5 separate regions of the Mus musculus genome follow, and regions 1, 2, 4 and 5 are each linked to region 3. A link is a loop called in an ENCODE intact Hi-C map of the cell type or tissue named here. Cell type or tissue: left cerebral cortex. All regions are shown on one strand.

Region 1 (5,000 bases), 140 kb after region 3:
GACTATGCCGGGGCCTAGCAAACACAGAAGTGGATGATCACAGTCAGCTATTGGATGGATCACAGGGCCCCCAATGGAGGAGCTAGAGAAATTACCCAAGGAGCTAAAGGGAACTGCAACCCTATAGGTGGAACAACAATATGAACTAACCAGTACCCGGGAGCTCTTGTCTTTAGCTGCATATGTATCAAAAGATGGCCTAGTCGGCCATCACTGCAAAGAGAGGCCCATTGGACTTGCAAACTTTATATGCCCCCGTACAGGGGAACGCCAGGGCCAAAAAGGGGGAGTGGGTGGGTAGGGGATTGGGGGGATGGGTATGGGGGACCTTTGGGATAGCATTGAAAATGTAAACGAGGTTCCTAATTAAAAAAAATTCATGAATAAAATTAGCTAACTACTTACTCTACTTTAGGAGATGTTGGTGATAAATATATAATATTTGGCTCATTGTATGTATTGACTCTGCATGAATTTAATATCATTATGTACTGTTTTGCCTGTCTCAACAACCTTAAACAACAGTGATTTTATCTTCTGTTAAAATTTTAACAATTTGCTTATTGGTGTTAAATGTTGAGACCAGGTTCATCCATAGCTATTACCCTCACTGGAGAATACAACTTTTTTCTTTTTTCTTCACTGGCCATACGACATCCTAGTTATATTAGGATATCCTATCTTTTGTGAACAACCATGTGTTTGAGTGTCAGCAATCTGAATTCTTAAATGATTTGTCAATAAATGATCCAGTGACGCAAAAAAAAAAAAAAAAAAGAAAACACACATTTATACATTATGATTGCTAACAGCAGTAAAGTTACAGTTATGAAGTAGCAATGAAAATAATTTAATGGTTGGGGGTTCAGCATAACATGAGGAACTGTATTAAAGCGTCACAGTGTTAGGAAGGTCAAGAATCACGGCCTTAGAGACATTATCATTAGAAGAAGCCCCATTTTGTTTGTTGAGAACATTGAGAGTCTCTGAGTCCGCCATTGGGAGGTGACCTGTTGATCTTGTGCACCTCATATTTTATACTCCCGAGTGTGTTTGGGTCTAGGTCTCAAGGGAAGATCAAGGCTATAAGACAATGGGGTGGCAGAGTGCTGGGGCTCAGGGAAAAGTGTTTGTCCCTGGGCTTGGTGATATTAAGCAGACAACCAAGAAACCATTTAGGGTAGGTCAGGGTCCCAGAAGATCGGATAGTATTTCTCAAGGCCTATATAGACCTTGAGCACTTTAGTATTAAAGTGTTCTTGCTCCAGACCCCCTAAATCAGCACAAAAATGATATGATTTGGGGAATGTATATATTTTGTAAACTCCCCAGCGGGTTTAAAAAAACAAAAAACAAAAAACACCTTGAAGTTTATTAACCAGAGCGTCAGAGAGTCTTCAAATTTGATACTCCGAGTCTCATCCTGCCAAAACTGAACCTGACAGGTATAGACAGTCTTTTTACCGATAGACTCTACAGGGCGATGTGCTCGTGGTGTGAAAAATGGAGGATATTGTTCCGGCCCACGAACAAGTACATCACTGTAGTGATGTCAAATTACCAGACACAGACAGCTCGAAAGAGGAAGCTTCCTCCATTCAGCCCTCCTCATATGTGACTGGCTCATGGTTTCAGAAGGTTCAGTCCATCATGGTGGGGAAGCTCGGTTCACATCACAGCAGGTAGGAAGAAGAGGGAGGGGAACTCGCATGCTCAGTTGGCTCGCTTCCCCGCCCCCTTTAGTGGGCTATTCGTAGGACGATGCCAAATAGGATCTGGGGACCCTGGGGATGTTGGAGCAGGGAGCAGGTAAATGAATGTATTATTAAGGGACAGTCTCCTGCGTTTATTGAGAGCGTATGTGGGGTTGGGAGTTTATGCCCATGATCATGAAAATTGAGGGGATCATAGCAGTAAGTAGATGTCTAGGAACTGACCCACATCCCAGGTTTTCAGCAAGGTTCCCGTTCACTGTGTTTCACGTCAGAGCGAGAATCTGTGTACACTTCCTGGACGTATAAAGGGATGGGAAGGTGCCATAAAACCCCTTCCTAGAAACCAACCGTGAATGGTTCCTGCTCTCTAATTGCACAGTCACAGATGAAGACACCTCAAAATAGTTCTCCTCCAACCCACCCACGTGGGTGTTCTCTTTCCCAGCCCAGCTAAAGTGGGACCCGAGTAATTGCAGAGACAGGGGAATGAGTATTTTTCTAAAACAAGCTATGTATGCTCTACTGTGTGAAAAAGAAGAGTTAACTTTAGAAAATCATACCTAGGCCGTGCAGACTTCTCTTTAGTTGGCTTCTCACAGGGTGCGCTGGAGAGGCAGGGGTGGTTGTCATTCCCCAGGGGGTCATTATCTGCCATGTGATCTCCCTCCTGATTTTAGGTGCCTTAACATGGTGACTTTGGATGTAAGGAGTGTGTGAGTGTGTGAGTGAGTGTGTGTGTGTGTGTGTGTGTGTGTGTGAGAGAGACTGTGTGAGTGTGTGAGTGAGTGAGTGTCTGTGTGTGTGTGACTGTGTGAGTGTGTGAGTGAGTGAGTGTGTGTGTGTGAGACTGTGTGAGTGTGTGAGTGTCTGTTTGTGTGTGTGACTGTGTGAGTGTGTGAGTGAGTGAGTGTGTGTGTGTGTGTGTGTGAGTGAGTGTGTGTGTGAAGCATCAGCATTCTGACCTGAGCCATTGCCTGGAGGCACCATGGTCTTGAAGGAAATCAAGTCATATATGAGAAGGGCTTGATTGGTGGGGGGGGGATAGGGAGTGGGGGCTTGGAGGGAGGGATGGGGGGGTGTAGCTTCCAGACCACAGCTTCATTTTTCTGTAGAAAGGAGAGTATGTCTTTGTGTAAAAGGTCACTAAGTCCCGAGTGATTGGTCGGTGAAATGGCTGGGTTGTTACTCTCTCCTCCCAAAGTTTGCCATTGCTTTCCAGCATGGACTAGGGAAATAACACCTTGTTATTTGTTGGCTTGTTAACGGTTTCCTTGCTGGGCTGGATGCTCCAGGAGAAAGAACCTGATGTCAGTGTCTTAGTCTTCATGCAAGTCTGGCTCTTGCCTTGAGTATCCAAGCATCATGTGACTAGCACATCTGCTCAGACCCCGCCAGTGCCGGGAAGTGTCCACGGGGCTTCTTGGGTTAGCTCTACAGCGCTTCATCCTGATTGGATAGGCTAGATAGCTCCCATCATTCCCTGGGCAAACATTGTATGTGATGGTGGGATTGGCTTTTTCACAGTTCAGTCTCTGCACTGTTACCCTGGAGTATTCCATCCAGAACCATCCACACAGGGTGTCCATGTGAGAAGAACTCTACTGAGGAGGGCTGTGGGGCTGAGTGACAGGGAATGGAGTGGCACGTGGTGGGGACAGAAGGGCTTCTGAGATCCTTCCGTTCCACTGTCTGTCTTGCCTTTGGCCCCCGGCGGTTGTCTTCCCTTCTGCTTAAAGGTCTCCCTGGATGGTTAATGTTCATCCTGTCTTGCTTGGATTTCCTCCCCCTCCTCCTCCTCCTCCTCCTCCTCCTCCTCCTCCTCCTCCTCCTCCTCCTCCTCCTCCTCTTCCTCCTCCTCCTCCTCCTCCTCATTCCTTTATGCTTGGTTCTCTGCAGTGTCTCAGAGAGGAGCAACCCAACCATTCGAGTAGATGCCCGTGTCATTCAGTGTTGTTCCAGTGAGCATGCAGGAGGGAGAAGGTAGTTTCCCAGGTTACAGCATCCGAACGCACTCCCAGTTAGGGCCTGATGTGCCCCTGTGTACTGACATCCCTTGCTGCTCCTCTAACTCGGTCGTTGGTTCTGCTCCAGACCCAAGTCTAGGTACCCACATGCGCCAGGTTCTGCACCTCCATCCTCAGTAAACGTGCATGCTTGGCTTTCTTTCCATTCAGTAGAAGGGGACTCCAAAGTCATTTAGAGCGAGGTTCCTGGTAGGCAGGCTGGCCCAGAAGTGAAACCCTGGGAGGTAGAGTGATGAGTCACGAACAGTAGGTACCTCATGTGGCTTGTCAACACGGCCAGGCCTCTTCCCTGCAGCCGGTGTTTGGGGGGCATCCACCCTGAACACAGAGTCCAGTCCTGGAGTGATGACCACCTACCTACTGCTGCTTTTAGAGAGTGCCTTCTCCCCTCCCCTCAGTTCCCCTGGGAACAGCCCTCCTAGCCAGGGTTCTAACTCATTACGGTTACATCTGCCTCTTTTTACAGGTGACAGAAAAATAACAATCTAGGTTTGCAATAGCCAGGATGCTTTCCCATAGTCAGGCAGGATACAGAGCACCGTGGGCATCCCCCGTGGTTCTGTGAGAACCTGAAAGACATCTTTTGCTTTTGCAGATTACACAAGAACACACAGGCGTCTGAGCCAGGCTGCACGCACCACATTAAAAAAATAAAATAAAAAGATTGAAGCCGGGCGTTGGTGGCGCACGCCTTTAATCCCAGCACTTGGGAGGCAGAGGCAGGCAGGTTTCTGAGTTCGAGGCCAGCTTGGTCTACAGAGTGAGTTCCAGGACAGCCAGGGCTACACAGAGAAACCCTGTCTCAAAAATAAAATAAATAAATAAATAAATAAATAAAGATTGAGAGTGTATCTCTCTGCTAGAATGCTTGCCTAATGTGTGGGAAGCCCTGGGTTCTTTCCCTCCGCTGCCTAATACCAGGCATGGTGATACACACCCATGATCCCACGGCTCAGGGGGGTAGAGTCATGGGGATCAGAAATTCAAGATCGTCCAGAGTGTTGGCTAGCCTGGGCTACACAAGACTCTGCCACTCAAGAGAGAATCAGAAATGTCCACCTCCTTTTACACATGATTCTTTTTAAAAAGTCATTGTGAAATACATTTAATAGGAAAAACATGCCGTCCTAAGCCCTCGTAAGTATACCACTCAGCCATACTAAGTCCATACACCTTTCTGTGAATTCTTCACACCTGCGTCTTTCTTTCTTCATCACACAGAACTGAAATTCCAAACCCATGAGACAACTCTCTCCCTTTC
Region 2 (5,000 bases), 68 kb after region 3:
CAGATAAGCCGAAGGCTCCAAAGGAACCTTTGCTGATATCCATCAGTATTGTTCATTCCAGGGTGAACAGGACATCTCATTTTAAAAAGGCACTTGAAAACCTCTTACCAAAAAAAAAAAAAAAAAAAAAAAAAAAAAAAAAAAACAGATGAAGATACGATCAAGAATTGGATGAGTGTTTAAAAACCCCAAGTGGTTTCCATCAGGGTTTTAATCTAGAGTATTCTTAACTTTTAGCCATAATATACTGAACTGACTGTCTTTCTTCTGTATGAATAGTTCTTACAAGCTTTTCTGGATCCTTTCTGTTTGTGGGCTGTGGAGAACTAGTCTTTTCCTCCCTCTGGGCATTATTGAATCTCTGGATTTGTGGAGCACGTTTATTATTTCATTTTATTTTATTTTTATTTTTTAAAAATTTATTTATTTATTTATTTTTATTCTGGTCTGCCATTCACCCCGCCCCCGCTCACCATTCCATCCCCGCCCCCAAGAGGATGTCGCCACCCCCTCCCCTCACTTTACCAGACCTCCCCACTCCCCAGGGCCTCAAGTCTCTCAAGGGTTAGGTGCATCTTCTCTGAGGCCAGACCCAGCAGTCCTCTGCTGTATATGTGTTGGCCGCCTCATATCAGCTGGTGTATGACGCCTGGCTGGTGGCTCAGTTTCTGAGAGATCTCCGGGTTCCAGGTCAGTTGAGACTGCTGGTCTTCCCATGGGGCTGCCCTCCTCCTCAGCTTCTTCCAGCTTTTCCCCAATTCATCCACAGGGGTCCCCCGCTTCTGTCCATTGGTTGGGTGCTAGTATCTGCATCTGACTCTTTCAGCTGCTTGTTGGGCCTCTCAGAGGGTTCATTATATTTTCAACTGGTCCACAGCATATTCATATCAACTGCTGTTTTTCAGGTGAAAGCATTGTTCCTTCTGTTCTAGATGAATCACTGGAGATGTTTACGCAATCAAAAGGCTGGTCTTTCTTCACACTGAACTACCCAGAATGGGCACCACAGCCCTCGAGCGCAGGGGCGTTTGGGAAAGTGACAGTCTTTGGATCTGAGGACAGGAAGATATCCTGTGATTAGACTTCACGTTGCCATCTAGAACCTAGTTCCATGGGACAGTAGGATTAAGAACACATGCATAGTATAGTTCAACACGTAAGTCTGTGATCGTATTTCAAAATTCAGAGGCAGGTCTTTCCAAGTCAAGGTCAACATGTCAGGAAACATGGACAATGGGAACGGGGCAGGGTAAACATCTCCAAGCAAGAATAAAGCGGGGTGGGGGTGGGGCTGACCGGCCCTCCCTTCCCCCAACAAAGTAGACTCCATCAAAGGGAACAACGTTTGTGAGTTGTCATTCCATCCTTTGTGAAGGTGCGGGGCTGCTGTGGGGGTAGGAGTCCATCTCCCCGCCTGGCACGGTGTCCTAGGCATCAGCGAAGGCCTGGAAAGCATTCTACATTCGCCTGCATAGGTTCATTCACATCTCTGTGGTCCTGCGCTGGGCGCTTCCTCTAGCGGAGTAAAATAACAAGAGCGCAGACGGACCTGTCGGGATGCAGCCCGCCCTTGGGAGCCCTTTTGTTCTAGGCAATAAAAACCAACACACAGTGAAAATAAATCAAAACTCAGCATCCATATCCCTCTCCTCCTTCTCGATCTCTCCATGCTTTCAGGAAAAGCGACAGAAGCATCTTTGCTCGTTTGCATCCCTAGGGTGGGGTGGGGGCTGGGGAGGTAACAAGCCATGGGAGGCGGGCATTGTATCCACTGGGGGGTGGGGGGGACGACGCAATCTGTATTGCCAGCTGAGGCTGAGGTGGCAGGCTCAAGCAGCTTGGACTCTCTGTAGCTCCTAGCTGCCTACCAGGGTTGCGCGGAGCAGCTCCAGGTTCCTGAGGCTGAAGCCCCCGGTCGCGCGCCGCCGCGCCCCGCCCCATCGTCCCCGCAGCCTCGCGGGCTGCTGGGCTTTGTGGTTCGCCGGTGCCGCTGGGCCCCTGCTGGGGGTGTCGTCAGGAGCATGTGCAGACAGCAGCCCAAGGTAGAGCGAGCGTGCCGGGCGAGCCCTAAGACTTGCCTGGCAATGCCATGTTTGTGTGGGTGCTCTAACTCCGGGAGAGCAATTAGGGAGACGGCTCCCCGGCCGCACTTGGCTCATGTTTTCTTGTTTCTGTTTCAGCCTTCAGGATAATTCCTTCGGCAGCGCCGCTGTAACTGAGTAAGTGCTTCTTGCCCTTACAATCGACTTGCATTCCTGTCTCCGAAGCAACTATGGTGAAGGTATCCCCTCCCGCTGCCACCCCACTCCACCCCACCCCACCCCTGTCCCCAAGCCCTCTTTCCAGGCGATGCATTGTCTCCTGGATCCTGAGGCTGCGAGGCTGGCGGGGCCCACAAACCTCACACAGGTTGCAGCCAGTATTTTGGCAGCTCGGGGTGGAGGGTGCGCGGGGGTAGGGAGTGAGGAGCGGAAGCGGGGGGTGGGGGGAGTAATAAACCTAGCTTGATTGCTGCGGGAGGCTCCGTGGCCCAAAATATGCAATCTTGGAGCTTAGCTTAAAAAAAAATCTATGTGACATGTCAGAAAGGAAGCTGGGTTGTATTTTGCCAACATGAGTGTCAGTTTTCATGGAGTGCACGCAGTGTACATTTGCCCCAAATAGACGGATGTGAGCTAGCAGGAGTTTAATTCCAGCATATTTAAACAGGGTAAACTCACCTTCCCTCTCCGTGTGTACAGATTTTTAAGACACAGTGCGGTAAACTTTTCTAGATGCCTTTTTGTGATTTTTCTCGTCTGGCCACAATAATGTGACTATAGAGAAACGCCTTGCCTGACTAACAACCTAATAACAGTTCATAGTGGAGGGAAGGGAAATAATGTTTTACTCTAGGCCAGCCCGTGTGTGTGCGTGTGTGTGTGTGTGTGTGTGTGTGTGTGTTGATATTGATAGTGCTTTGTTTTTATTTTGGTCATCTCTTCCTTAGTATTTTCTTAATAGAATCTATATATCAGAGGTGAACGTGGAGTAGATTTTGCTGGCACTGTATGCAATTCACATATAGCTGGGAGTATAAACTATATGTATTCCATTTTATCGTAGGGAAATTAGTGTTTACTTCTGGGACCTTTTGGTAAAAGCTACTCGGTAAAAGCTTTTTGCAGCAGGCTGTGTGTGTGTGTGCATGCGCAAAGTTGTGTATCCCACTACTTAAGAGAATTGTGAGTTTCATACAGAGGCTACAAGTGGCTTAGAAGCTGTTTGCTAAAGAAACCTGAACAGTGACGAGAGCATCTTTTGGCTTTCAGATCCTGCCACTGTTGCAGAGACTTGGAGAGGGAGGGCTGAGGTTCCACTGTGCTTTCTGGGCCTCTTCCCCATGCACTTTTGCTTGTCTGGTTTGCTACTGACTTAGTACCCCGCTTTGAGCTCATCTAAGTGGGGTCTCTTTAAAATAAGGACCAGGTTGACTTTCAATGATTCACTATGGCCTGTCCACTGGAACCCTGGACACGATAGTGACATTGCCTTGCAATAGAAAGATAGAGAAAGAGAGAGGTGGGGAGAGATACCTGTGGGCCAAGGATGAGGCCTGAATTTCCTGGATAAGTGGTCAGGTAACATCTCTCTTTTCCTCTGGGTTCCTTGGCACCACATGTTTTTCTGGGCCTGATTCTTGGGAGTGTTGTGTGGCTGTATTCCTAGAGTCAGCCATAGTCACAGGCCCAGGAGTTTCAAGATGGAGACTTTTAGTTCCAGCTTTCATATGGTGTGTGTGTGTGTGTGTGTGTGTGTGTGTGTGTGTGTGTTTGTTATGGTTAAATGCTGGGGAGACTCTTGGTGTCTTGTCCTTGGATACTCCCCAAGGAGTTCTGATTGCATAAGATCACGTTACCCTCAGAGAAGTGACAGAGGTTCCTTTTAAAAGGCTGTGAGTAGTGTCTGGGAAGCCATCTGGCTAATGCAAGAATCTAAGGAACTTGCAACACACCCAAAGCCCCACAGGTGTGACCCGGCTCAGCTGAGGGGCGTCCTAAACCAGTGGTTGTCAAAACGGAACATTGTTCATCTTCTCCTCTCAATAATATGAAACTGTTCCTGGGTCTGTGGACTCCCGGCAGGACCAGAGGGTGCTATCCTGAGACACAGACATAGCAGCTTGTCCTGGAAGTGTTTGGGTGCCATGTTAGTCTGTCCCGAGGAGGTTCTTTCCTCTTCAATGTTTCTGAGAGGCAAAGATCCTCTGGCTCCTGTCTTCACCCATGTCCAGTGCCTCCTCTCCAGACCACTGAAAGTTCAGGCCTCTGGTGTTGATCCTTATTAAAATGGAAATTAAAAACTCTGTGCCTTGGAAGGCGCATCCAAGCAGTCATTAGAGTTCCCTATGAATTATTTTATCAGATAGACTTATGTGAGAGGATGCTGCTTGACCAGTCGTGATTATTTGTATGTGCGCGCGCGCCTGTGTGTGTATGCATATGTGTGCCGTGTGCGCTCATACAGTGTGTGCATGAGGGAGCCTTTGGAGGTCAGAGGTTAACATCCTATGTCTCCTTTGATTTCATTCAACCTCATTTCTCACTGAACTTGGAGTTTATGATGGGTTAAGACTGGCCAATGAGCTCTGGGGAATCCTCCGGTCTCCATCCATCCCCAGACCCAAGGCTTTATAGGTACCACCACTAGGATGGACTGACTTTAAAGTGGTTGCTGGGGACTCACATTCAGGTCTTCATACCTGAGCCTAAGACAGTGTCCCACTGAGCCAGGGCTCTGTCTCCCCAGCTGGAGGTCCTGGGAAGAGTCACAGGAAGAGTGGAATTAGGAATCAAGGGGCAGAATCCTTTTCGTTTTGTTTTTCTCAGGCCTTGAAAGGCCTGTGCAGATCTGGGTGAATTTAACTCATTCTCTATACAATCCCTCCCCCAGCCCCCTCCCCCAACATCAGAGTGGCCTTAGCCTTTTGTTACTTCTGCAGCATCTTTTCAGGACGTGCT
Region 3 (5,000 bases):
TGTTACCGTTTTGTTTTACAGTAGAAAAGAATGCAGTTTTAAACCAGCCTTTAACTTATTGCAAGCATGTTTAGCTACTAACAGTCTTTTCATATCCCAGTACCCTGTGATACCTGCAGCCATTGTGTCTTCCTTTGGCTGTGACAATGGTTTGTTGTTGTTGTTGTTGTTCTGGGAACCTAGATACTGTTGGCATTTAGTCTCCGCCCCACAGTTACCTGGCAATAGCCAGGTGTGCCTGACTCACTATAAAAGGGGCTGCTCACCCCTCCTCTCTCTTTTGCTCTCTTCTCCCCTTGCCCTTGCACCCTTACCCTCTATCCCCTCTCTCCCCATTCTCCTCCCCCTCTCTCCATGTGCTCATGGCTGGCCTTTACTTCTCTACTCCCCATCTCTCTCTGCCATTCTCAGTCTCTACTACCCCCTTAACTCCCCTTCCCACGCGTCAAATAAACTCCATTCTGTATTATGCTGTCCTGTGGCTGTTACCTCAGGGGGAACCTGCATGGACCTGCAGAAGCATCCCCTTCCCCCACACCATACCGCACCTCCATCAGACACATACCTGGCTTCTCTTATCTTTATATAAAATACAACAGACATGTACGAGGTCAAGCATTATGTAGAATGGTCCGTTACCACCTCGCTGACATTTGCTGGTGCCCTGTCTAGTTTACGGAAAGGAAGCTCAGGCAGGAGGCACCGTTTCGTCATAGCTCATCAAAATACCCACAGTCACCGGAAGTCATCAATGCTGACGTTAACTCTGGTCACCTGGCCGAGGCAGTCTTTGGTCTTTCTGCTACACAAGCCATTGGTCACCGGTTCCAGTCTATGACTTATACTCAAAGTAGGTTTAAAAACTAGCGAGGCTGTACAGGTGGGGGAGTGCAGCATCCACTATCTTAAACTTGTCTCCAGGCCGGGCGTGGTGGTGCACACCTTTAACCCCAGCACTCGGGAGGCAGAGGCAGGCGGATTTCTGAGTTCCAGGCTAGCCTGGTCTATAAAGTGAGTTCCAGGACAGCCAGGGCTATAACGAGAAACCCTGTCTCTAAAAACAACAACAACAAAAGATTTTCTCCAATTTCAGCAGACCTCTACCCATGAGGTATGAACCCCTGGGCTTGTTTGTTCTTTTATCCCTTGCATGAAACACAAATTCAAAAAGGGCTGGAGTCAGACAGTATCTCTTCCACTCAAGGTAAACTAGGGTCTGCTGGAGTCCCCGTCATGGAAGGGTTGGGTTTTGCTGTGGAAGGCACAGCGAATGTATTTCAAAGTGGTTGCTTCCATCTTTCCTCAGTGTGTATTGTTAGTGTGATTGTCTTGATATTCATTATGAAATGAGTGCGTTTCCTAAATGGCTGTTCCCTGATGTAATGGCATCTCTGGGATGGAAACCATCCCCCCCCCCCACACACACTTCACCCCATCCCTGATTCTCAGAGCAGTGTACATACAGCCTGGAGAACTTTATCTAGAAACCTGAACTGATGGCCCAGGTGGCTTCTGCTCATGGAGGCACCCTGGGCTGTGTCTTCTGTCTACAGTCTTTTCAGATTTCAGTGTGGTGGCTGCTCTGGGATCTCAGATCCTCGATGGTCTAAGAAATGTCATTGATTTTTTTGTGGGTTCAGAATATTTTTGTTATTGTTGTTGTTGTAAGGATGGGATGACAGCATCTAAGCCCTCAACATTCACTTTTTGGTGTTTAAACTCTTCTTCAAATGAAAGTCCTGGAAGCAGAGGTTCTATTGTTGGTGCTCGTGACTCAGTCAGGGAAGGATGGGTTCCGATCTCTGGCAGGCTAATTGAAGACGAGGCTCACGTGTTTGCCTCCTGAGGTCTACTGGTGGTGAGTTGGAACATTGGCACCCTGATCACAATTAGATCATAGGGGTAGCCTCCCCTGGAAGTCTGGAGACAGAAATACATTGAAAATCTTCCAAGTCTGTATAAAGTATACAGAAAACCAAGTGGGACCATGCCTGCTCCTGCCCTGGTCTTGAGGCATTTAGACTAATGGAAAATAACAGCTTTTCTGTACCTTGAGGAAGTGGCTTCAAGTGTAGTGGCTGGAAATTTACAAGCAAGCACATGTAACCATGGGCTGGAGGCAGAGCCAGGGTCAGTTGTTCTAAAGCGTGTTTGTCTGCAAGCCTATCAGAGAGACGGGAAGCCTGCTAACCTGGTTAGAGGATGGATGTTCAAGCTGGTTAATGGGGCAGCCATGGAACCTCAGATTAGGAAACACCCATGAGGGGCGGGAGGTGGGGGGGGGAGGGGGGGCATGGCCCTAACTCCTGTTAGATTTCTATCAGAAGCAGCCAGAGAACAACTCAGCAGTTTGAGATTTAAATGCCAGAGATGTTCTTTCCGAACAGAACTGAAGAAACAAACCCCAGATGGCGTTTCTTATTCAGGGCACAAAAATGCCTCCCACAAACACCAGACAGAGATATAGAATAAGAATAAACATCTAGAATTCAGAAAAGCTGTCTGGAAAAAAAAAAGAAAAAAAAAACCAAACAGCACCAAACCAACAACCTGGATGCACTAATCGTACCAGATAGGGAAGCTGGCACAAACCAGGCAGGCAGATTTGTTTATTAAGTAGCCATTTCCAACCCGAAACAGAGCTGGGATCCTTTTAGGAAACAGTTTTGAAGTAGTTCATGTCATGCGCGCGTACACACACACACACACACACACACACACACACACACTCACTCACTCACATTCCAATGTGCACGCACATATTAGTGTATGTAATGCTGACCGTAGAACTTTGAAGCAGCTTTCTCTGCCATGTACCCTTCTGAATGACTGAGACATTTCAGAAAGTTGGTTTTTTGCCAAAGTTGGTTCTGTCTGAGCCTTGGGTAATCAGAAAATCTTATTAAGAAGAAAATTCCATTATCGTTTAGTATTTGAGCTAATGACCTTCTTTTATCTCCTGTTCTTTGGCCTAGAGCACAGGTTATTATATTAAAGGGTATTTTGGGTGTAACATTCAGGCCACGAAACATGGCAGATTAATTTTTGCTTCGTCTATAGCAGCCAAGTAACTGTGAAGGAGACCAGTACTCCTGTGGCATCATTCTATAGCCAGCAACTGTCGTCTGGGGATGTTTGTATGTTCCGGAACCAATTTTTTTCTGAACCACAAATCATTTTTTTAGGTTGATGATAGATAACTCTAAATGTCAGATTTTTCCTAGAAATCTAGCATGGATCCTAACTACATCTCTCTCTTTCTCTCTCTTTCTTTCTTTCTTTCTTTCTCCCTCCCTCCCTCCCTCCCTCCCTCCCTCCCTCCCTCCCTCCCTCCCTCCCTCCATATATATATTTGTGTGTGTATGTGTGTTGTCTTGGAAAAGTTTGGAGACCTCTGAGCTTCATCCTTTCTGGATGAAATGGAACAGTACACTCTGTCTTTGGTAGATGGGTTTGTGAAAAGCACACGGTAGAGCTACATGCCTTACATTCCTTGGAGGCGCCCCACCTAAATCTAGGTAACAGTAACTGGTCTTCCCTCAAATGAAGTCCTGTGCGCTGTTACTTTTAACTGTGTATGCTTGAGGCCAACTTCCTGTGTCTTCCTCGATCACTTTATTTATTTATTTATTTATTTATTTATTTTTTTCGAGACAGGGTTTCTCTGAATAGCCCAGGCTGTCCTGGAACTCACTTTGTAGACCAGGCTGGCCTCGAACTCAAAAATCTGCCTGCCTCTGCCTCCCGAGTGCTGGGATTAAAGGTGTGCGCCACCGTGCCCGGTGATCACTTTATTTTTTATTTTTATTTATTTATTTATTTATTTATTTATTTATTTTTGAGGCAGGGCTTCTCTGTGTAGCCCTGGCTGTCCTGGAACTCACTCTGTAGACCAGGCTGGCCTCGGACTCAGATATCTGCCTGCCTTGCCTCCCAAGTGCTGGGATTAAAGGCGTGTGTCACTACTGCCCGGCTGGTCACTTTATTTTTGAGACAGGGTCCCTTACTGAGCTTGGAGCTAGCCATTTTGACTAGACTGCCTGCAAGTGAGCCTCCACAAGTGCTCAGTCTTCACCCTCCAGCGCTGGGGTTCCACGTGTGTGCTACCACTTCTGGTTTCTATCTGAGTGCCATGAATCCGAACCCAGACCCTTATATTGTGTAGCAAGTGCTCTGCCTCCAGTCCTCAGATGACGTTTGAGATCATTCCAGAGTCTATAATTAGCCAAGAAAAAAAAAAAAGCTTTCATTGCTTCTGATTCATGTTACGGAAGGTCAGTCATTGGAAATAAGAATTCCGAGTCAATTTCTGAGGGCCTGAGATGATGTCACAAGTCGTTCATCTTGGAAAGGGCAGCAGATTGAAAACAGCAGCGGTAGAGACAAAAGTTCAAGGCCTGGTGAACCGTTCCCCTATGTCAGCACATGCATGCACTTTGGACAAGGGCAAGCTTAGCTGGAAGCCACTTGGGAATCTTAACTTCTTGTGTCTTAGAGTGGCCGTTGCCTTAATAATTGCCATGGTTGTGTCTGGCGTGTTTTCACAGATTTAAATCTTTCATTCATCACTCCTTATTTCATGAGCACTGGCAGCCTACTGCCTTCCCTGATCCTTAATTTTTCTGTTCTTAAATTCAACCTCTTTAAGAACAGGTTTCCATGCATGTGTGTGTGTGGCTGGGGGGGGGGGGGAGGTTGGGGGGGAGGGGTTGTTGTGGGGGGGGGGGTGGTAAAAGCACAATTGAAGAATCCACTAATGCTATGAGAGTGGTGTTAATTAAGAGTGTGGTCGATCTGTTCCTGCGCCATGTGAGAGCTAGAAGATGCAGCCTTTCAAAGCAGGGACCATGTCTTGTATAAATAATCACCTTTCAGCAGAACTTATGCACCTTAGTCTTAATAATCTCATAGTGGTGGAGGAAGCATACAGCTATGTCAGTTTGTCCTGTTCACCAAGCAGGAATATCCACTCTCCTTTTCCCTCTGTGGGTATGAGTGTC
Region 4 (5,000 bases), 170 kb after region 3:
CAGGGAATCACATAAAGATAGTGTGGGTCTCTGGCAGAGAGCCCAGGACAGCTTGTTATTAGAATAAACTGGAGCAGGGAACAATCTCTCAAACATGTTGAAATATTAAAAGGCTCGCTAAGCATTCCATACAGAGGCGACTGGAGTGTTCCTGTGAGCGTTGTGATAAGTTTTGGGGCAGAGTGGTGAGTAGGTAGTGGTCTGCTCCTCCCTTCCTGTCCTTCCTGGCTATGGCTTTGCAGAGAGAGAGCGTGTTTGGGGAATGGTATCTAGTCTTATAGAAAGGGAGCCATCAGATTGGCTTTTAAGGCCATCTGAACAAGGATGCTGCGTAGTTTCCATTCAGTCATGGCTGTACTCTGTCCATGCAGCAGGGAAGCCCCTGCCTATTGGCTCGGTCTTTATCCCGCAGATAAGTAAGCCCTGACCCACTGAAGACTTCTAACCAGCTACGAGCTATCCCTTGAGGCCTGGAGCAGTGAGTTAAAGATGACCAGACCTGGAGTGATGGTGTTGTAGGGTTCTTCGTGTCTATCTTTGGCAGCCCCAGTATTCTGGGAGCAGCTGGTTTCACCTTTGATCTACCGGAGTTTACCAGGCCTGTCACACCCTCATGATGGACACCAAGGAGTGACAAATGGGGTTCTATTTTTGAGCCTGTTAACACCTGTGACCTGGCCTTTCCCGAGTCTGACTGTTGTAGATTTCGACCCAATATAAACCCTCAGCAGCCTTGTGTCTCTGGACAGGCTACTTCCTGTTCTGAGTCATCCAGCAGTAACTGAAGTTTGAGGACACTGTTGGAGGAACCCGTGTGGCACTTACTGCAGTGTTGGCAATGAAGGAAGCAAAAGGTTCTAGTTGCCACCAACTTCTTAATCTGTCTGAGAGATACCGAGCAGGTCACAGGACAGGCTCTGTCTTGGGAGAACAGGAAGGGGGCTCGTGCAGGTTAAAGATGCACTGGGTCCCCACCTGAGCTGTGCACATGGGTTATTGTTTTTCAACTCTTACAGCCACATCTGTTTTACTTAGAGAATTTCTTTTGGCATCCGTCTTAGTCAGGGTTTTACTGCTGTGAACAGACACCATGACCATGGCAAGTCTTATAAAAAACAACATTTAAATGGGGCCGGCTTACAGGTTCAGAGGTTCAGTCCATCATCAAGTGGGAGGATGGCAGCGTCCGGGCAGGCATGGCTCAGGCAAAGCTGGGAATTCTATGTCTTCATCCAAAGGCTGTTAGTAGAAAACTGACTTCCAGGCACCTAGGGTGAGAGTATTAAGCCCACACCCACAATGACACACCTACTCTAACCAGGTCACACCTATTCCAACAAGGCCACACCTCCAAATGGTGCCACTCCCTGGTCCAAGAATATATAAACTATCACAGCATCTTTTACCCGGTCCTGAGAAGCATTAAAGGCAAATGAAGAGGCAGTCACTGCCAACACTCCCTGCCTCATGTATGCACGCACGCACGCACAGAGGAGGGGCATAGATGCTAGAGCAGTAGGCGGGGAGGGTTCATATTCACTGCTCCTTCAGTGTTTACCTCCCCCGCCTCCTTCAGTCAGCACCCCATGTATCTTAGGAAACAGGCCATTCGGTCACTCCTCTTGTCAGGTGCCAAGCTGTGGTTAGAAGCCTGTCAAGCCACCTGCCACGTGTAAGGCCTACTTTCCTTCCCATCCCTCGGACAGTGGCATTACCATCCTCCGCTGGTTGTTTCTGAATCTTAGCTCCTACTGGGCATCTCAGGTTTTGCCATGTCTTCATAAACACAAGTCTTTCTGTCTCAGCCAAATGTAGCCCTGGGTAGAAAGGCAGGTTCTCTCCCTCTCCCTCCCTCTCCCCCCCCCCCCCCCCCCCCGCCTTGAACTCACAGAGATCCACCTGCCTCACCCTCCTGAATGCTGGAATTAAAGGCTTATGCCATTGCTGCCTGGCTCAGATGTTCACTTTCAATAAAACATGTGAAAACTGGAAAACTGGACAAACCAGACAGACTCTCCACCCCTCCCCCCAGTGACTGAAGAAACAGGCCCAGAAAGGTGACATGAATTTTAAGAGTCACACAGCCAAGAATCTAGACAGGGTAAACCAGGTCTTTTCATGGCCGACCAGAAGTCTTTTTAAAGTGTCTTATGAATGATTCTTTTCTTAGCAGAAATATACCACAATAGTGTCTGTAATAGTAGATTTGGCTGCCTCATTTTAATTACCCCTAACAAAGCCTATATTAGTGAGTTTGGGTGTCCAACCGTAGACCTTTCCATTCAGACACGAAGAGGCCTAAAGAGCTATTATGAATGTGTAAAAACTTCTGTGGCTTGAAAGCCATCTCCTACCCAAGCTGATGGTAACCTTAAGAAAGCTCCACTAAGGGCAGAGCCATAAAAAGAAAATTCATTTCTGCAACCGATTGCGGGCTTTCAAGTACTGTGTCATAAAGTTCAGCCTCTGATCCTTCCTTCATTTTGTGGGTGGAAAAAAAAAACCCAAAAAACCAAAACACACACACAAAAAAACCCAAAACCAAAACAAAAAATCCAAAGCTGTTGGTCACTGGCTTGAGATCCTGGTGTGTTCTGTATGTTTCGTATATCCCTTTGGTGGGGTGTTGAGTGGATCCAGAGACGCGTAGCTTTACCTGCACACATACGTCCTTAGTCTGGAGAATCCTGTGAGGGTTCTACAGTCCATATGTAATGCTTGGGCTGTCAGCTAAGCCCAAAGAATTAGGCCACACAACAGGCTTCTAAACAGAAGACTTCCTCCTGGAGGCCATCAGTGGGATTACACTAAACAATATTTATATATTTTCCTCTCATGAGGGAAGCTTTGGGCAGCCTGTGTCTCTGTCCGTGGTTCTGACAATGTAGGGCTCCATCACAGGAGGGACAGTGACTTTTCCTTCAGTCTTCCTTTCTAGCTTGTTTTTAGATGTATATTTCCATGTCACCCTATAACTGGTGGGATCCTTCCAGGTTCTCATGGCGAGCATGCGTTCTTTCATCAGGTGACGTCATGCAAAGCACCACTATGTGCTCTTGTTAAGTACCCTGAATGTGCTGTGTCTGTCACTGAAGACATTTCTCCTGTTGCTCATCTTACATGGGCAAAGTGGGTCTTCACGGGCTGGCTGTGGACAGTGCAGGCATTTCAGCCCAGGTACCTCTGTGCAGGAGGCCTCCCAACCCTCCCAGCCAAGTTCCTTGTGTAGTCTCAGGTGGGGATAACTCTCTGGAGCATGCTTTTAAGTTAGCTTCAGATGGAGGATTCTCATTGTGATCTATGGCAGAGTGTAAGGGCTTGTTGCCGAATTTATTTATGTATTCATTCATTCATTCATTCATTCATTCACTTTATATCCCACTCACTGCCCCACTTTCTGGTCACCCCTTCCTACAATTCTCTCCCTACCCTCTACCCTTCTCCTCTGAGAAGTTAGGCTACCCTGGGCATTCCCCGACCCTGGCACATCGAGTCTCAGTGAGGCTAGGTGCATCCTCTCCCACTGAGGCCAGACAAGACAGCCCAGCTAGAACATGTCCCATGGACAGGCAACAGCTTTTGGGATAGCCCCCGCTCCAGTTGTTGGGGACCCACATGAAGACCAGGCTGCACATCTGCTACCTATGTGCAGGGAGGCCTAGGTCCAGCCTGTGTATACTCGTTGGTTCATGGACCAGTCTCTGAGAGCTCCAAAGGCTAGCCTTACAACCAAAAATATTTTGCCATTTTTAATCTACTGATTACTCTTTTCTGGGGACAGTTCCCTTTTGTGCTGAGAAGGAATTCAGAAGTAAATGATCTGACGGACTTACATGACCCTCTCCGTGTGTGTGTGTGTGTGTGTGTGTGTGTGTGTGTGTGTGGTTGTCAGTGAAGATACATTCAGGATTCCTTTGAAGGTTTGGTGGAAATATTCCTGCTACTGCCCTCTGCTTATCCAACCCAGTGAGGCTAAGTCAGTAACAGTAACATTTATGGTTTGAGCTAGCACTTCTGCATTGCTTGGCATGCACCCAGAGCTGTTTTCTGGGCTTCACAGGCATTAATGCACCACAGGAACTCTGTGAAGGAGATACTGTAATCCTCACATGTAATATGTGAGATAGCAGAGCCCAGGGAAGCTAAGCCATCGGCCCAAGGTCAGAAGTGTTACGTTTCACTTTGATGGTAGCTCAGTGGGGTCTTTAGTACTAAGAGAGTGATTAGAATGAGGGCTGTTTGCTCCTAGATCAGCTATTGGACCATTATCAAGTTTCAGAGACCATGGGGCCTGCTTTCTTGAGCTCCAAGGACTCAGCCTCCCAGTTGGTTAGTGTTCCCCAGCAGGACCCAGTCCTGAGCCACGGACAAAGCAGGAAGCATTCGGTTTTTGGTCCTATCATTGCTCTCATCCCTGTTGGCAGGGAGTATGGCCTGCCAATGGGATGGGCTGTGGATGGCTTATAAGGTGATGGAGGATGGACAGCCGGATGCAGGGAATCACTACGATGTCTGGAAATGTGCTGAGTGCCTCAGCATGCTTTGAAATAATGCCCATGGAGGAACAAAGGTGCAGAGCTGGACACCACGCACTAGAACTCTGCCCCAGTGTTCAGCTCGACGTGTCTCTGAATTCTCTGTGTGGCTCGGCTGTTTAACATTTTTGCTTTTCTTTTTTTTCTCTTTTGTCTCCTTTTTCTCTCTCCCTCCCTTTCCCCATCTCCCCATTTCACCTTCTCCTTCTCTCTTTCCTCCTGCCTACCCCCCACCCCCCCTCATTCCCATCCACTTCTACTTTCTCCTCTCCCCATAGCCGTCGCATGGGGACAAGACTTCAAATCCCGAAGTTCTGAAATGGATGAACGATTTGGCCAAGGGGCGCAAACAGCTCAAAGGCAAGTGTCCCTTCCCTCAGAGAGCACCATCGGTAATAGCGTAATGTCCAGGACAATTGCAGCCCATTTCCACCTGAGCCTCCTTGGGCTTTGGTTTCCTTCTTG
Region 5 (5,000 bases), 83 kb after region 3:
AGAAACGGAAGAAGGAGCTGTGACAGACTGACTCCCAGTCATTTTGAAATCTGAAAGGTCTGAGCATCCGTCATACCAGCAATGCAAACAGATAATAAAATAAATTTGTCCAAAATTAGAAAGAGTACCTTTGTAGGATGGCAATTAAGGCTGTGTTCAAAGGAGATAGGCAGTCTAAGTTCTGAGCTTTATAAAAATGGGTGGTTATAGTTCTTACATGGGAAACAATACCTTAATCTATAGCCTGATCCTAGAAAACAGTTCTAAGAATATCAGAAAAGCAAAGGTCTGTATTTTTATTAAGCTCTGTAGGCCATCTGCCTTGCTTTTAGCTAGGATATAATTGGGAAAGAATCTATTATGCAACCAGCATTTTATCTGCATTGTTATATTTGAGATATGAAGTTTGTTTTATCAGAACAGGCCACATAGTCCCACTGGGAATGTGGCCTCTAATGAAATGTGAGCTAACAGTGTACCTCCCCATCTGAAAACCAGTGGCTTTGGTAACTTAGGTTCAAATGAAAAAGGCTACAGACAGGCTTACACAAGAACCATGATCACCCCTGACACTTAGCACTGGCTAGTAGCGTGTAAAGCCCCACTGTGACTTGGATAAACATAGACTGGGTCATTCCATAAGGGTTTGGGTTGCAAGGTAAATGTGACATTTACGCGGTTCATCTTACAGGGTTATAGAGAGTTCTTGGTGTAAGACTAGTGGATTCTTTGGAAGGGGGCTGGACCTGAGCCTCCTTTGTAGCAGTAAACTCTGCCTGTTACAGGCTTTCCCCCAAAACACCTGCGAAAACCCACAAGTGTCAGCTTCTTAAATTTAAAAGCGTTGTCTTGGAAGCTGTAGAGCGCTCCTGTAGGGCTATGGTTGCAGCTGGTTCGGAGTTTTCTGTTCATAAAGTTAGAATGCACAGCCTTAAAGTTGCCCATCAGTTCGATCCTAACCAGTGTTAGTCTTAAGAGAAAGGAGGCCCCCCGCAGTTATAGACAGTGTGGCTTCATTCCCCTACTTTTCTTGCTTTCTCTTAATAAACTCCATATTCAGAAATAGCAGGTCCCATCTGATAGGCCAGGTTCAGCAACCTTTCTTCCCTCTTGACCTTGGCCTCATCCATGAGAAGGAAAGTACAGTAAGAAAATCTGGAGGTTGTCTTTGTGTTTGAAGGTTCCAGGTTTGCATCCCACTAAAACAATTTAAAGAGGGAGGAACTTAGGCAGACTTAATGATAGAGGACCAGGAACCTTGGAGAGAATGCAAGACTACATTCTAAGATGCTAAAGTGTTTGAGATTTGAATGTTTCTTTGAGCCACAGTTTTCCTTTATGCTTGCTTATTGTACTGGCTGGTTTTGTGTGTCAACTTGACACAAGCTGGAGTTGTCACAGAGAAAGGAGCCTCCCTTGAGGAAATGCCTCTATGAGATCCAGCTGTAAGGCATTTTCTCAACTAGTGATCAAGCGGGGAGGGCCCAGCTCATTGTGGGTGGTGCCATCCCTGGGCTGGTAGTCCTGGATTCTATAAGAAAATAAGTTGAACAAGTCAGGGGAAGCAATCCAGTAAGCAGCACCCTCCATGGCCTCTGCATCAGCTCCTGCCTCCAGGTTCCTACTCTGTGTGAGTTCCAGTCCTGACTTCCTTTGGTGATGAACAGCAGCATGGAAGTGTAAGCCGAATAAACCCTTTCCTCCCCAACTTGCTTCTTGGGCATGATGTTTTGTGCAGCAATAGAAACCCTGACTAAGACACATATCCTTTTATCTCTTAGACCATAAGCTATGTGGGAAAACATGGCAAGGGACCCCTATTGAGTGGTCCCTTGAAAAGCCAGGGTAACTGTTAGTAAAATTCTTTGATATGGTGGAAGTCAGAGCAAGGTGTGCTCTTCCTAAAGCCTGGTCCGGCTAGAACCCAGGGACAGATTGTCCCTGTTTAGAGTGTCAAATCCAATAAGCAAACACTCTACCCAAGGAGGGGAACTGACTCAAGGCATGAATCATCTCTCTGCGTGTTTTGTGAAAGATTACAAGCTTCTGTTTTGAGTGCTGTAGAAGTCAGAACATCTGTCCCCCACAACCTGAAGTGGGAAGATGAGGTTTGGATGGTAGAAGCAACTTCCTGTGTTGGCGCTCCAAGCTGTCCAGAGGGCATTCATTCTTAGTGTTGGAAGATGAAGTCTTGTCTTCCTCACGTCTCACCATCTGGCACTAGGCTGCACCCCACCCGTATGGCCTCCCCTCTGGTGGCTATTTTAACAGAAGACAAAAAGTAGCAGGCTCGAAGGAGAGCTTTTCCGCAGTTGAGCTATGGACTGCCAGCCTCCCGCTAACCCACTTCCTTGGGGAGACCAGCTGTTTGGTCTGGCATATATAAGCACCGGGTTTCTTCCATTTGGCTGTAGTTAGGTATGTTAAGAGGCTGGCACACGATCCAGGTCTATTTGTGATTTTTTTTTTCCGTTTTCATCCTTCTGCAGAAAGAAAGAAAAAAAAAAAACCCTGTAAATACTTTGAGTCAAACTAACCTATTAAATATTTACTGTCTTTCTCTTTTTAGTAGACATAGTTCTTACTGGGATTGACACTAAATTAAGAGAAAGATAGTTTTCATTCTGTGCCGCTGTCTCCTGCCACCATAAACAACTAAGATGTCGTCTTAGGGTTTTACTGCTGTGAAAAGACACCATGACCAAGGCAAGTCTTATAAGGACATTTCATTGGAGCTAGCTTACAAGTTCACAGGTTCAGTTCATTATCATCAAGGCAGGAACATGGCAGCATCCAGGTAGGCATGGGGCTGGCAGAGCTGAGAGTTCTACATCTTCATCTGAAGACTGCTAGCAGAATGCTGGCTTCTAGGCAGCTAGGATGAGGGGCTTACAGCCCACATTCACAGTGACACACTTCCTCCAACAAGGCCACACCCACTTCAGCGAGGCTACGCCCACTCCAACAGGGCCACACCTCCAAATAGTGCCACTCCCTGGGCCAAGCATATCCAAACCATCACAGATGCTATTGCGGTTTATGGATCTACCTTGAATGCGGTTCTTTTTCTTCCTTCCTGAGTCAGTTGAGAACATGGACACACTGTGGTTCCCGCACTTGTTTGGGTCATTGATTTCACTCACAGCTTCTGTTAGCCGACCTCTCACGTATGATTTCTCAGCACCGTGTAGATATTTTACTTCAATTCCTGCCATGGTATAGGTTTCTGTAAGATCTTCCCCGGTCAGAAAGAAAAGTGGACCATTGATTTCTTAGTGTTCTTTCTTACAAGAGGAAAGCAGAGTAATGATCCAGCGGATGGAGTGGAGTCCTGGTGAGTTGAACATCTTTGGAAGTGAGGTCAGTAGGGTTAGCATTCAACTTCTCTGGTATCCTACCATGGCCCCTCAGCTTCAGAAGTTAATCTTTTGATTAACAACCCACTAAGTGATGAATGAAACGGATGAAATGTATTTTTAGAAAGGAATCTGGGATGTCTATAAAGTAATTTTATCACTTTGGCATTTATTTTATTTTATTTTTTACTTTGTGTTTAGTTATTTTAGCTATTTAGTTAGCTATTGGGTTCTTACACTGCTACCTCCCTTCCAACCCTTATTCCACCCTGATCCCTTACAACCCCCCCCAGCACTAGGTAGGAGAGAGAGGAGGTTAGAGGAGAACCAACAAAACAGACTCCCTGCTGAGTAAGGGTTTTGGGTTCCTTGGGAACAAGTCCAAACTTTGTCATCAGGATATCAAACTCCTTCTTGTCTCTTTGCTCATGAACACTTGACAAACTACAGTAACAGGAACCAGGAGCAGCAGACGCCACAGGCTCTCTCAGGGTTCTCCCATTTATGCTCTCTCCAGAGCCCCCAGAATAAAACTCTCTGCAGCTGGCAAAGATCACGTCCCTGCTCGTGCACGAGGCAAATCATAATCACCTGCTGTGAAGCAGCCTCTTATCCCACACCGGGGATTATAATAGAGATATTCACATAACTTGGTTTTTAGAGAAGCCAAAATTCTAACTACATCACTTTTTCCGAATAGACAAATGCATTATGCTGGATGGCGTGAACCCTCAAACTGTGGGTCAAAATAAGCTCTTCCTTCTGTGGCTCCTATCCCGTGTTTTATCACAACAACAATATCACCTGGTCAAAGAAGGAGCAGATACAGGAGTGGATGGATGTGGGCTCCCACGCCTCCGTAGTCATTGGCTTTCTGTGTGACTTAGGGAATCAAAGTCACTCCCTTATGTGCCTTTTCTATTTTCATAAGATGAAGATGATCAAATTTCTCTTAAGAGGTTTTTGAGGATTAGACGGTATGAGACCAAGCTCAGTGCTTGAGCACTTGTTTAATACCCAGAAAGCCTTGGGGTCCATCCCTACAAGTTAAAAATAAAACAGGTAACGATAAAAACCTACATGCTCAGCAACTTTTAGGAGTGGGGTACAAGTAGTTTATAGGATGTGTTATTACCATTTGGATGAGTATATATTAAACCTAAGTAGACGAATACCCTGACTTAAAGTAGACTGCTAACCGAACCAACAATCTGGAGCTTTAGTGATGTAAACCCACAAAGATGCACTTCTCCCGTATGCCGTGTAGCCTTGGTTGATTGATGGGAGGGCCCTGTTCACTGAAGTTAGTCAAGAAGCTCTGTTTAGAAAAACTGAGCACTTCCGGTTTTGAGTCTCAGAGAAATCAGGATCTGGAGGTTATTATGCTAAGCACTCGAAGTCCCACGGCTACAGGGCTACACTGAGCTTGTGTTCTCTCCTAATTAATTATCCAGAGCTGGTCATGTGCTAGCCTGCTAATTACAACCCTGCAATGCACTGGACCAGGAAGAAATGCTCTACACAGTGCTGTGGGGGACAGGGTATGACTGATGGCCAATGGCACAAATGACTGTCACGTTGTTTATTCAGAAGAGCGTCTAACCCAAGGAACACTATATTAGTTGGCCCTTTCCTCTTCTTCTG

What was found. A loop is a pair of places that touch in the nucleus more often than their neighbours do. Peaks named below come from ENCODE experiments on the same cell type or tissue, not always from the same donor. Only the 100,000 strongest peaks of a DNase experiment are listed, where the experiment ranks them.
Region 1: a loop joins it to region 3, with 2.9 times the contacts of the local background. A loop is called at or near these places in 12 of 42 quality-filtered maps.
Region 2: a loop joins it to region 3, with 5 times the contacts of the local background. A loop is called at or near these places in 12 of 42 quality-filtered maps.
Region 4: it touches region 3 in a loop (3-fold over the local background); 10 of 42 quality-filtered maps call a loop at or near these places.
Region 5: it touches region 3 in a loop (6-fold over the local background); 11 of 42 quality-filtered maps call a loop at or near these places.

What each region holds. Positions count from the first base shown.
Region 1 is chr10:70,512,916-70,517,915 of GRCm38, forward strand. The region is part of intron 5 of Fam13c (family with sequence similarity 13, member C); the gene reads left to right. Among named protein-coding and RNA genes, the nearest start is that of Fam13c, 75 kb to the left of the region's middle. In left cerebral cortex, no CTCF peak of the experiment used is centred here; a DNase peak (open chromatin) is centred at 2,127; H3K27ac peaks cover 753 bases.
Region 2 is chr10:70,438,857-70,443,856 of GRCm38, forward strand. It overlaps Fam13c (family with sequence similarity 13, member C), which reads left to right and starts at 2,054. Exons shown (of 14, transcript NM_024244.4): 1 at 2,054-2,219. The coding sequence starts at 2,158. In left cerebral cortex, a CTCF peak has its summit at 1,984; DNase peaks (open chromatin) are centred at 807, 978, 1,528, 2,036 and 2 more places; H3K4me3 peaks cover 3,245 bases; H3K27ac peaks cover 3,511 bases.
Region 3 is chr10:70,370,526-70,375,525 of GRCm38, forward strand. No RefSeq gene overlaps it. Among named protein-coding and RNA genes, the nearest start is that of Fam13c, 68 kb to the right of the region's middle. In left cerebral cortex, no CTCF peak of the experiment used is centred here; DNase peaks (open chromatin) are centred at 1,896 and 2,409; H3K27ac peaks cover 860 bases.
Region 4 is chr10:70,537,831-70,542,830 of GRCm38, forward strand. It overlaps Fam13c (family with sequence similarity 13, member C), which reads left to right. Exons shown (of 14, transcript NM_024244.4): 9 at 4,814-4,895. Among named protein-coding and RNA genes, the nearest start is that of Phyhipl, 59 kb to the right of the region's middle. In left cerebral cortex, a CTCF peak has its summit at 2,789 (motif pointing left); a DNase peak (open chromatin) is centred at 2,803.
Region 5 is chr10:70,453,905-70,458,904 of GRCm38, forward strand. All of the region lies in intron 3 of Fam13c (family with sequence similarity 13, member C), which reads left to right. Among named protein-coding and RNA genes, the nearest start is that of Fam13c, 15 kb to the left of the region's middle. In left cerebral cortex, no CTCF peak of the experiment used is centred here; DNase peaks (open chromatin) are centred at 2,191 and 4,815; H3K27ac peaks cover 2,159 bases.